2 separate regions of the Homo sapiens genome follow, and region 1 is linked to region 2. Evidence: read pairs that join two places in POLR2A ChIA-PET (ENCODE). Cell type or tissue: Caco-2. All regions are shown on one strand. Each heading gives the region's core, and the rest is flanking DNA. Links, peaks and the distances in the headings are about the cores only. Region 1 overlaps MYO3B (myosin IIIB). Region 2 overlaps MYO3B (myosin IIIB).

Region 1 (5,387 bases), core at 79-5,078, 61 kb before region 2:
AGAGAAAGTGGCTGATGAACTGCCCTGTCTAAAGGGCAAGAAGTGGCACTGACTTGTTTATTGCAACTTTTTATTTTGATTTAATTATATTAATAGAAAAGATGCAAGAATAGTATAAGGAATCCTATATATTCCTCAGCAGACTTACATATTTGCTTTGTCCTCTCTCTGTCTCTGTATTGATATATACACATACAAACATGCATAATTTTTTTCTGAACCATTTGAGAGTCAGTTACAAACCTGATACTCTTTTTTTTTTTTTTTTTTTGAGACAGAGTTTCACTCTTGTTGCCCAGACTGGAGTGCAATGGCTCAATCTTGGCTCACCGCAACCCCCACCTCCCAGGTTCAAGTGATTCTCCTGCCTCAGCCTCCCGAGTAGCTGGGATTACAGGCATCTGCCACCATGCCTGACTAATTTTTTTTGTAGTTTTAGTAGAGATGGGGTTTCACGATGTTGGTCAGGCTGGTCTCGAACTCCTGACCCCAGGTGATCCGCCCACCTTGGCCTCCCAAAGTGCTAGGATTACAGGCATGAGCCACTGCGCCCAGCCTACCTGATACTCTTTTATCCCTAAATACTTCAGTGTGTGTATTTTCAAAAAGGAAGGGCATTTTCTTATATGACCAGAATACAATGATCAAAATCAGAATTTAATATGACACTATTTTCCAATCTACAGATTGTATTCAGATTTTTCCAAATGTCTCAATGGCATCTTCTATAGCAAAATAAATTCCTAGATCATCTATTGCATTCAGAGGTAACGTTCTTTTAGTTCCCTTTCATCTGGAATAGTTTCTCAGTCTTCTGTCATGTTTCATTTTGGAGCCTACAGGCCGGTCATTTTGTAAAGGCTCCCTCTATTTGGACTTGTCTGCTGTTTCCTCGTGATTAAATTCAGGTTATGCACATTTGGCAAGAAATCCACAAAAGTGATGTTGTCTTCTTCTCAATACATCATAACAGGAGGCACATGCTGTCAGTTTGTTCAATTACTGGTGATGCTAACTTTCATCACTTGGGTTAAGGTGGTTTCTGCCAGGTTTCTTCACTGTCCTTTTGTAATTAATAAGTTTCTTATGGGGACTTACTCTGAGACTATGCAAATAGTTTATTACTCCTCAAACTTTCACATAGTAGTGTTAGCATCCATTCATAATTATTGCCTGAAACAATTATTTTTGCAGTTGCCAAATGATGATTTTCTGTTTTCTTAATTTCATCTACCTTTATTATTTCATATTTTATTGTAAGTCAGAGCTCAGCCTCTTCTCTTCCTTCCTTCCTTCCTTCCATCCATCCACATGGACTCATGATATCTTATTTTATTCAATGGATTATACTCTTTTGTCATCATTTACTTTGATACTCATAGTTTGGCACTGGATGATTTTAAAGGGTTGGGAGTAACAGACTTCAAAATGAGTACAAAATGCATAATACTAAGGATGACTTAAAGTGGATGCCTCAGAGATAACAACAACTCCTCTAATCACTACAATTTGTGAGTGCTTTTTATGCATCAAATGAGATGCTACATACTTTGTATATGTTACCTCATTTAACTTTCATGTCTTGGTGAGGTAGATATTGTGCTATTTGATCTTCCACTTAAAGATGAGGAAACTGAAGCCTTGAGAAAATAAGTGCGTTTATGAAGTTCTTACCCTGTAGTAGCAGGTCTAGTGGACTCTAGGGCCCTTGTTGTCAACCACAAGACAATCCCACAAGTAGGTGTAGAAAACCCCCAGGAAAGAATAAGGCTTTAAAAGCTGGGTTACACTATTCCTGAGGGTAGCTAGACACTTTTTCCAGGACCTACAGAGAAATCTGAACTTTTTGCATTTTTACAAATGGGGCATTTGGAAACTGTCTACATGTCTGTCATCACTCCAGGTACTTCCCTAACCTGCTTTGTGGAAACCATCCTACCTGCCTGAAATCCTGTAAGGAAAGCATAAAGAAAGAGATCATCTGTGTCAATGTCAGCAGACACAGATCCAGAAAGGCATGACTTGGTTGTGTCGCCCAGGGAAACATTCCTATGGGTCAAGATAAGACAAGTGAAAGCCATGTTGGGGTGGAGGAGAGGGAGGGGGAGAGGACTAAGGGAACAGTAGAGCAGAGAAATTCACTATCTATCCAATTCTTTAGATCCCAGGTGAAGACAAGGCTGTGGCTTCCACTGTTTGCCCTCCCTGCAGGCTAATATACTAAATCTTTCTTCTGGCAACAATGCCCCTTCCACCTTCACCACACCACCACTTTTAATATGAAGTTTCAGATTCTGAGAATGAGCTTAGGTGAAAGGATGCTTCATGCTAGTAAAAATAATTTAAACAACTGCCCTCCCTTGGAGAAAAAAGCACAGTTGGATCTGAGAATAACATCCTTGCTCTCCCAGGAGGAACAAACTAAAAATAAAAGTCAACAAGGTGCTTCCTGCCAGTCAGTAAATCCAATAAGCAAAGACGATGCCTCAACCTGGCGCTGGGTAGTTAACAGCTAGCCTGACTCCCTGCACCCGAGAGCGGCCATGTGGTTCTCAGAGCTAACAGCTGCCAAGCAGAACCCCTCAGATTAACCCATAGGTGGTGTTGAACCACTTCCCATTAAGATATTTGCAAAGCAAACAAAAATGATAGCCCCACTCTGAGTCCTGGGAGCTGGCCAGGAGCACTGGCTGTTCTTGTTGACACAAAGAGCTCTCCCGGGAGGGTCTGGATCAGAGCGAGGAAGGCCACTCCCACCTGCGTCTCCAGACTGTGTTGATCTTAGGCCATTAGAATTTTGGTATCAGGGACTGTTTATTATCTAATTTCCCAAGCACAGCAGTCGCTAGAGCTCTGTTTCACGAGAGCTCTCTATTGCTCTCTGTCTTCCCCACCTACACCATTCAGATAAAAAGAACAAATTCACCCCTCCTCCTGTTTTGTCTATTCATCAAGGAGACAAGTCTGAGAAGTTACTAAGATGCACACGGAGATGTTGTGGCATTACTACTGTTAACAGCTTTTAATGGCAAATACTCCAGTTTCTTCTTAATTTAAGGTGACCAGGGCGATGCTAGTGGAAAATATATTGGCATATTTGTTTTTTATAGTGAGGAACAAGCTGCTATTTAATTCACAAAATATACTTGGAACTGAAACACCATTATGTTTTCCTTATAACCCAGTGAAGAAAGTGAAGTTAATAAAATTGTGAAAATGTACAAAGTTAATCTTCTTTCAACATGTAGGATTATAATCTAGGTTTCATTATGTGTTGATAATGAAGCACTCTTATATAAAGTTCATTTTTACAAAATTTTGTTTCCTGCAATATTTTCCACTTGAGTCCATTTTCCTTTCTCAAACTTTTCAAAATAGGCTCAATATGTAAAGGTCTTTTGGGCAGAAACTCATTCTGAGCGGGAATATAATAAAGAGCTTGATGAGGATACAACGTAGGTACCAGCAATGTGCTGAATTTCTATGGGTAATGCAGGAAGGGGATGAGGGATGGAGAAATGGTTAGAGATCAGATTTTCTTATTATTTGAAATTGTCTTTTGGATCAGAAACCAGAACTTTAGAGACGTAGATATAAATAGTATAAGGAGAGAGACAAGAAGAAAGAAAAAAAAGGAAGAAGGAAGGGAGGGAGGGAGAGAAGGAGGACAGAAGGGAAGGAAGGAAAGGAGAGGTCTAAGGGAGACTGAAATTTTTTTTTTTTTTAACTTTTATTTTAGGTCCAGGAGTACATGCTCCGGTTTGTTATATAGGTAAACTTGTGTCATGGGGGTTTGTTGTACAGATGATTCCATCACCCAGGTACTAAGCTTAATACCCAATAATCATTTTCTCTGCTCCTCCTCCTCCTCCCGACCTCTAACCTCAAGTAGGTTCCAGTGTCTGTTGTTCTCCTCTTCGTGTCCATGTGTGAGAGACTGAGAGTTCTTTAGAAAAAGTAGAGGCATTATCATGCTAAAAATATCATACTAAAAAATTGACTTTTTATAAGAAAGAAGAGAGCTATCAGGTGAAATTAAACAGCAATTTTTTGGAATCTTGAGTACATGATTCAGTTTTAGATGAAGTTTATTCAAACGAAATTAAAATGGGTTTGAAAATGTTCAAGTTTTCCAGAGAGCACGTGAGCCTAACCTTGCTAGTCAACTTTGTAGAGCAACATTGTTGACAGCAAGTCTGTTTAGGGATAGATTAATGTAAACATAAACGTTCATGTCCACAGGTGATCACATTGAAGGCCTTGATGGGGATGATGATGTGACTTCAGCTATATAGAAGAAATGTTAAAAAACTGAAAATTGGTTCCCATGCCAAACCGTCCATCGTCGTCTGATGCATTGGGCACAAAAATATTTGCCTTGAGGCTGGGCACAGTTTCTCATGCATGCAATCTCAGCACTTTGGGAAGCTGAGGCAGGTGGATCACTTGAGGTCAAGAGATTGAGACCATCCTGGCCAACATGGTGAAACTCCGTCTCTATCAAAAATACAAAAATTAGCTGGTCATGGTGGTGCACAGCTATAGTCCCAGCTAGTCAGGAGGCTGAGGCAGGAGAATCGGTTAAACCCGGGAGGCAGAGGTTGCAGTGAGCTGAGATTGCGCCACTGCACTCCGGTCTGGCGATAGAGCGAAACTCCATCTCAAAAAAAATAAAATAAAATTTTGCCTTGAAGTGTGGATCACATGGCAGGCATGGGATATAAGAAAACCCAAGTCAAACATGCATTCTAACATCATATCTGCTGAAGTCCACCACATCCTAGTTCCTAGCAACTGACCCTCAATTTGAGATATTAACCATAGGCAGCTACCAGCCAATAAGTGAGCTTCCTAAAGAAAACACAGAAACATCTTCCCAAACTTGGAGCTTATTTTTGAGTTAGGAAGGTAGATGCATCACAGAAAAATGACATGGTGTTAATAGAATCTCCCTTCACTTGTTTAATTAGGATTTTCGACTTTTTGAGAAAGCTAGCTCCTTTATCAACTAACTAGGATGCTCAAATCAAACTCAAGGTAAATAGGAAGCATTTCTAGAGAACAAAGTAATTAAATTTAGCTTTGGACCTCACAGAAATAAAAACTCAAGGAGCACATATTCATTTGTCCATTCATCAATTATTTCATTTTATGCCAGTTATGGCCAAAGATTCTAAATTCTGGATTCTGTGAGTGCTACAGAAATGAGTGACAGTTTCAGCCCTAAAGTTTATTATCTCATGTGGGATACAGTAATAAGAGCTAACATTTTTGTCCACTTAACTACGTACTAGGTAGTCATCTAAACGTTTCCTATGGTTTATTCTCACAATGGCGGCATGAGGTAAGTACCATTATTAGAAACACACTTGCCCAAGGTCATTGAG
Region 2 (5,387 bases), core at 96-5,095:
TGCAATGGCGCGATCTCGGCTCACCACAACCTCTGCCTTCCGGGTTCAAGCAATTCTCCTGCCTCCGCCTCCCAAGTAGTTGGGATTACAGGCATGTGCCACCATGCCCAGCTAATTTTGTATTTTTAGTAGAGACGGGGTTTCTCCACGTTAATCAGGCTGGTCTCGAACTCCTAACCTCAGGTGATCCACCCGCCTCAGCCTCCCAAAGTGCTGGGATTACAGGTGTGAGCCACTGCGCCCCGGCCTGGTCAAGTGATTTTCAACAAGAATCCAAGGACAATTCAATGGGAGGAAATAACAGTATTTTCAACAAAATGGTGTTGAAACTGCTGGATATCCGCATACAAAAGAATGATGTTAGACTTCTACCTTACACCATACAAAAAATTAAATCCAAATGGACCATAGATCTAAAATATAAGAGGTAAAACTACAAAACTCCCAGAATAATGATAGGAGTAAATCTTTGTCACATTGGATTAGATGATAGCTTCTTAGGTAGAATACCAAAAGTACGAGCAACAAAAGAAAACATACATAAATTGAACTTCATCAAAATTAAAAAATTTTGTGCTTCAAAGGACACCATCAAGAAGACAACCCAGGCCAGGCACAGTGGGTCACTCCTGTAATCCTAGCACTTTGGGAGGCTGAGGTGGGTGGATGACATGAGGTCAGGAGTTCGAGACCACCCTGACCAACATGGTGAAACCCCATCTCTATTAAAAATACAAAAATTAGCAGGGCATGGTGGCAGATGCCTGTAATCCCAGCTACTCCGGAGGCTGAGGCATGAGATTGCTTGAACCCGGGAGGCGGAGTTTGCAGTGAGCCAAGACTGTGCCAGGGCACTCCAGCCTGGGTGACAGAATGAGACTCCATCTCAAAGAAGAAAAAAAAAAGAGAAAACAACCCATAGAGTGAGAAAATATCAAAGTGACCAGTAGCTCATTAAAAAAAAAAGAGAGAGAGAGAGAGAAAATATTTGCAAATTATCTATGTGATAAGGGACTAATATTTGGAATACATAAACATCAACAATATAAAGTGGGCAAAGGATTTGAATAAACATTTCTCCAAAGAAGGTATACACATAACCAAGAAACACAGAAAAGCTGCTCAACATCATTAGTCATTAGAGAAATGCAAATCAAAACTACAATGAGATGCCACTTCACATCAACTAGAATGACTAAAATAAAAAAGACAAACAATAATAAATGTTGGAGACGATGTGGAAAAATTGGGACTCTCATAACACTGGTGATGGTAATTTAAATTGTTCAGCCACTTGGAACAGAGGGTTACCATATGACCAAGAAATTCTACTCGTAGGTATATACCCAAAAGAAGTGAAAACATATGTCCACATTAAAAGTTGTACATGAATATTCATAGCAGCATTATTCATAACAGCCAAAAAGTGGAAACAATGCAAAAGTTCATCCCCTGATAAATGAGCAAGCAAAACATGATATATTCATGCAATGGGATATTATTCATCTACAAAAAAATAACATACTGGTACATAGTACCAGTATTCATTTCATCCAACACTGAAAACATGCTAAGTAAAAGAAGCCAGACACAAAAGGCCACGTTGTATGATTCCATTTACACGAAATGTCAAAAATAGGCAAATCCATACAGATGGAAGTTAGATTATTGGTTGCCTAAGTTTGGTGGGATTGAGGAGAAAAGGGAGAATGGCTAATGAGTTTGGAGTTTCCTTTTAGGTAATGAAATGTTCTATGATTAGATGGTAGTCATGTTTATACAACTCTGTGACTAATTAAAAACCTTTGAACTGTATACTTTCCTTCTTTTTTTTTTTTTTTTTTTTTTTTTTTTGAGACGGAGTTTCGCTCTTGTTGCCCAGGCTGGAGGGCAATGGCACGATCTCGGCTCACTACAACCTTCACCTCCCAGTTTCAAGTGATTCTCCTGCCTCAGCCTGCTCAGTAGCTGGGATTACAGGCATGCACCAACACACCCAGCTAATTTTGTATTTTTAGTAGAGACGAGGTTTCTCCATGTTGGTCAGGCTGGTCTCGAACTCCCGACCTCAGGTGATCCACCCTCCTCAGCCTCCCAAAGTGCTGGGATTACAGGTGTGAGCCACCGTGCCCGGCTGAATTGTATACTTTCAAAAGATGACTTTTATCATACGTGAATTATATCTAAATTGAGCTGTTAATAATAACAAAAGGGCTGGACTAAAGCTATGGGAGAAGGGATGAGAGATTCCCAAGGGAACATTTTTTAGAAACTTTAGCAGGTAGTGAGCTGGACCTGGTGATGGATTATTTAAAGGAAGTGAGGAGAAGTCAAAGGTGACTCCTAGTTTCTGGAAGAGAGAGAGTGAAGGAACAGAAAGGAGAATGAGATGAAAGAGATACCAAGACACCATGGTTCTCCACGCCATCATGAGAAGAAATGGAAGATGCCAATGAAAGAGAAGAGGGAAGAGTTTCATTTTGTTCAATGGTTAACAACTGTTACGCATCACAGCCTGGTAGATGCAGGTCTCTCATCCAGCGAGCTCGACTGGGAAGGCAAAAATCCCTAGAAGACTTAGAAACTAAGTAAGCCCCAGGCATCTGCAAGTAATCCTTGAAAATCTTTAGAATGTGGGCTTTGTATATTCCTGCCTTCTTGTCATGCAGGTGAGGAAACATCTTTTACAGAATATTGGGTTACTTTCCAGATGTTATATACTGAAGGAGACTAGAATTCAGGTCTCCTTACTAAACTGCATTATTTACTACAATAGCTTCATAAACAAACAATTAGACTCAGCCCTATTCTTTATCTTTTTGAGAGGAAGTCTCACTCCGTCGCCCTGGCTGGAGCGCAGTGGCACGATCTTGGCTCACTGCAACCTCCGCCTCCTGGGTTCAAGCGATTCTCCTGGCTCAGCCTCCCAAGTAGCCACCACACCCAGCTAATTTTTGTATTTTTAGTAAAGACAGGATTTCACCATGTTGGCCAGGCTGGTCTCGAACTCCTAACCTCAGGTGATGTGCCTGCCTCCCAAAGTGCTAGGATTACAGGTGTGAGCCATCACGCCCAGCCTGACTCAGCCCTATGTTTTAGACATTTGCCAGAACACATCCCAATACATGCAGTTATGTGTTTGCCCTCTGTAGACATTCTGAGAGACTATGCATCAGAATCCACTGACCATAAAAACAATAAATGCTTAGATTGCTTTTCTATGACGTCCCTCAACAGTGTGGCTCCAGCATTTCCAGGTGGCCTCTTTCATGCCTAGTCGAGAACATAAAGACTTCCAATTCACCTGGCCCTATTGATGAGAGGATGTTGGGGACACCCTCTTCCTCAAAGGCTCCATGAGTAGAGGATAAGGAAGGGCACTTCCAAGTCATTTTGCCAGAAAGCTCAAAGATAATAGGGGCAAGAAAGTATTTTAGGCTTGGCCAAGCCTGCAGACTTGGGTAATTTGGGAACTGGGGAAGTCTTTCCCCTTTCTGGAACCCAACAACATGATCCCAAGAACACCACCAGGTGTATACTCAGGGTTTCAGTCCTGAATGCCAGAAAATACAAAAATGTAGAGTCACATTAAATGAGTTTTTATCTTTTATTTACCTCCATTTAATAAACCTTGAATGGCTCTGTTTCCTGTCTTTGATTGTCCTGTCTGCATATTTCCTGCTAAGAGTTTACAAAACAGCACTCTTGAACAGGAAGATAAGAAGTGTACCTATTTGTTGAATAACATCAAGGGAGAAAACTGCTAACTCATCCATTTTGTTAAGTGGTTCAAAAGGATCAAAATACCAATTAACTTGCTGGCTCAGAAATCTTTGATATCCTCAGATTTACTGGCATTTTGAAACTCCTGTTCATACTTGCCTAATGGCTTTCTGATTATGAACAAAGAAGTGCCAATCTGTTCAGCATTTGACCTGTTTTCTTAAATATTTTTATGTATTCAAACATTGTTACAAAAAATACTTGACTAGTCAAATTCATGTGCTAAATTTTTTTTCTTGTTCCACTTCCAAATTTAAGAGGAAAAAAGGAGCTCAAAGACACTTAAAAAAAAAAAGCCATTTCCTTCTTATTTTTAATTTAAAAGCTCTCATTGCAAGGAACTTTTTTTTTTTTTTTTGCCTTATCTTTTCCATGGAATTTAGCAGAGTTTGGGAGACGTGACAAAGCAAGCTACCATATTTATGACTCATCCTCTCCTGAGAAAATTTTGGAAAAAATGACTTTGGGCACATGTTTCAGAGTGGAAGTAAAAAGACACTAAGGATGGCTTAAGGAGTGAGGCAGATTCTACAATGTATTTTTTTTTTCTTGATTGCCTTGTCTTTGTCAGGCATACAATGGATTTCAATATTCCTCTCCAGGCATCCTCAGACAGCAGTGCTTCTCAGGGGTGTTTTTTTTTTGTTACTGTTTTCCTTATTTCTTCACAGAAAATTCTACTTGTAATCACATTCATACATAATCTCTATGGCAGTCGTTCAGAAAAGAGCAGCATTTCATTCTTAGGCAAAGGCACTTTCTGGGTTAAGAAAGTGCCATGCAATTTATTTCAATAAATATTGATTGAATGCACTGAACTGAAGAGATTAAAAGCATGCATGCTGAAACCAGACTGCCTGGGTTCAAATCCTGGTTCTACATTGACCAGCATGAGACCATGGGAAAATCACTTACTTTCTTTTCATACCCAAGTTTTCTCACCTTTACGTTTTGTAAAATGGGGATGATAATAGAGTCTAGCTTATAGGGTTGTTCTATGGATCAAATGAGATAATACATTTTAGAATAGTGCCCTAAAATGTCCTGTACTCTTATGATACTTCAGGTGTTATGTAAGTGTTAATTATCGTATTATATCATGCCAGAACCTGGAAGAAGAACTGGTGCTTGGGTGCATTCAAATCCGGCCCACTTATGGAGGGATACTTTCATCATAACAACAAAATACCTGGAGAACTTGAGACCTAAGGATTTATAACATATAAACGTATATGGAAATTTAAAATAATGTGATCAGAAGGAAGCTTAATCTGGCTGCTGGATCACTGCAGTTTAGTTGAAGCACAATAAAAATGCAACATTCAAGCAAGTAAATGGTAGCTGGCAACTAGCCAATTACATGTTTGGAGGAGAGCACGCAGGAGGAACAATCTTAGGACACAGGGATGGCCAGAGTAGAGCTACATTTATAAGAATGCATTCCCGTAGATGACGGTCTGACCTTTTCACAAATTCTTCAAAAAGGATGCGGTGGGAATAGCCCTGGCGGCGGATGCTGACTGTCTCCAGAATCCCTGTGGAGCGGAGCTGGGCCAGCACCCTCTCTCGAGAGAACTGCAGGGCCTCTCGGTCATCATTGGGTT

The links. Peaks named below come from ENCODE experiments on the same cell type or tissue, not always from the same donor. Only the 100,000 strongest peaks of a DNase experiment are listed, where the experiment ranks them.
Region 1: POLR2A ChIA-PET joins it to region 2 with 13 read pairs; 3 of 35 experiments call an interaction of 5 or more read pairs at or near these places.

Annotation. Positions count from the first base shown.
Region 1 is chr2:170,527,701-170,533,087 of GRCh38, reverse strand. The region is part of intron 30 of MYO3B (myosin IIIB); the gene reads right to left. Among named protein-coding and RNA genes, the nearest start is that of MYO3B-AS1, 180 kb to the right of the region's middle. In Caco-2, for the core only: no CTCF peak of the experiment used is centred there; a DNase peak (open chromatin) is centred at 2,697.
Region 2 is chr2:170,466,570-170,471,956 of GRCh38, reverse strand. It overlaps MYO3B (myosin IIIB), which reads right to left. Exons shown (of 35, transcript NM_138995.5): 25 at 5,246-5,387. Among named protein-coding and RNA genes, the nearest start is that of MYO3B-AS1, 120 kb to the right of the region's middle. In Caco-2, for the core only: no CTCF peak of the experiment used is centred there; no DNase peak of the experiment used is centred there.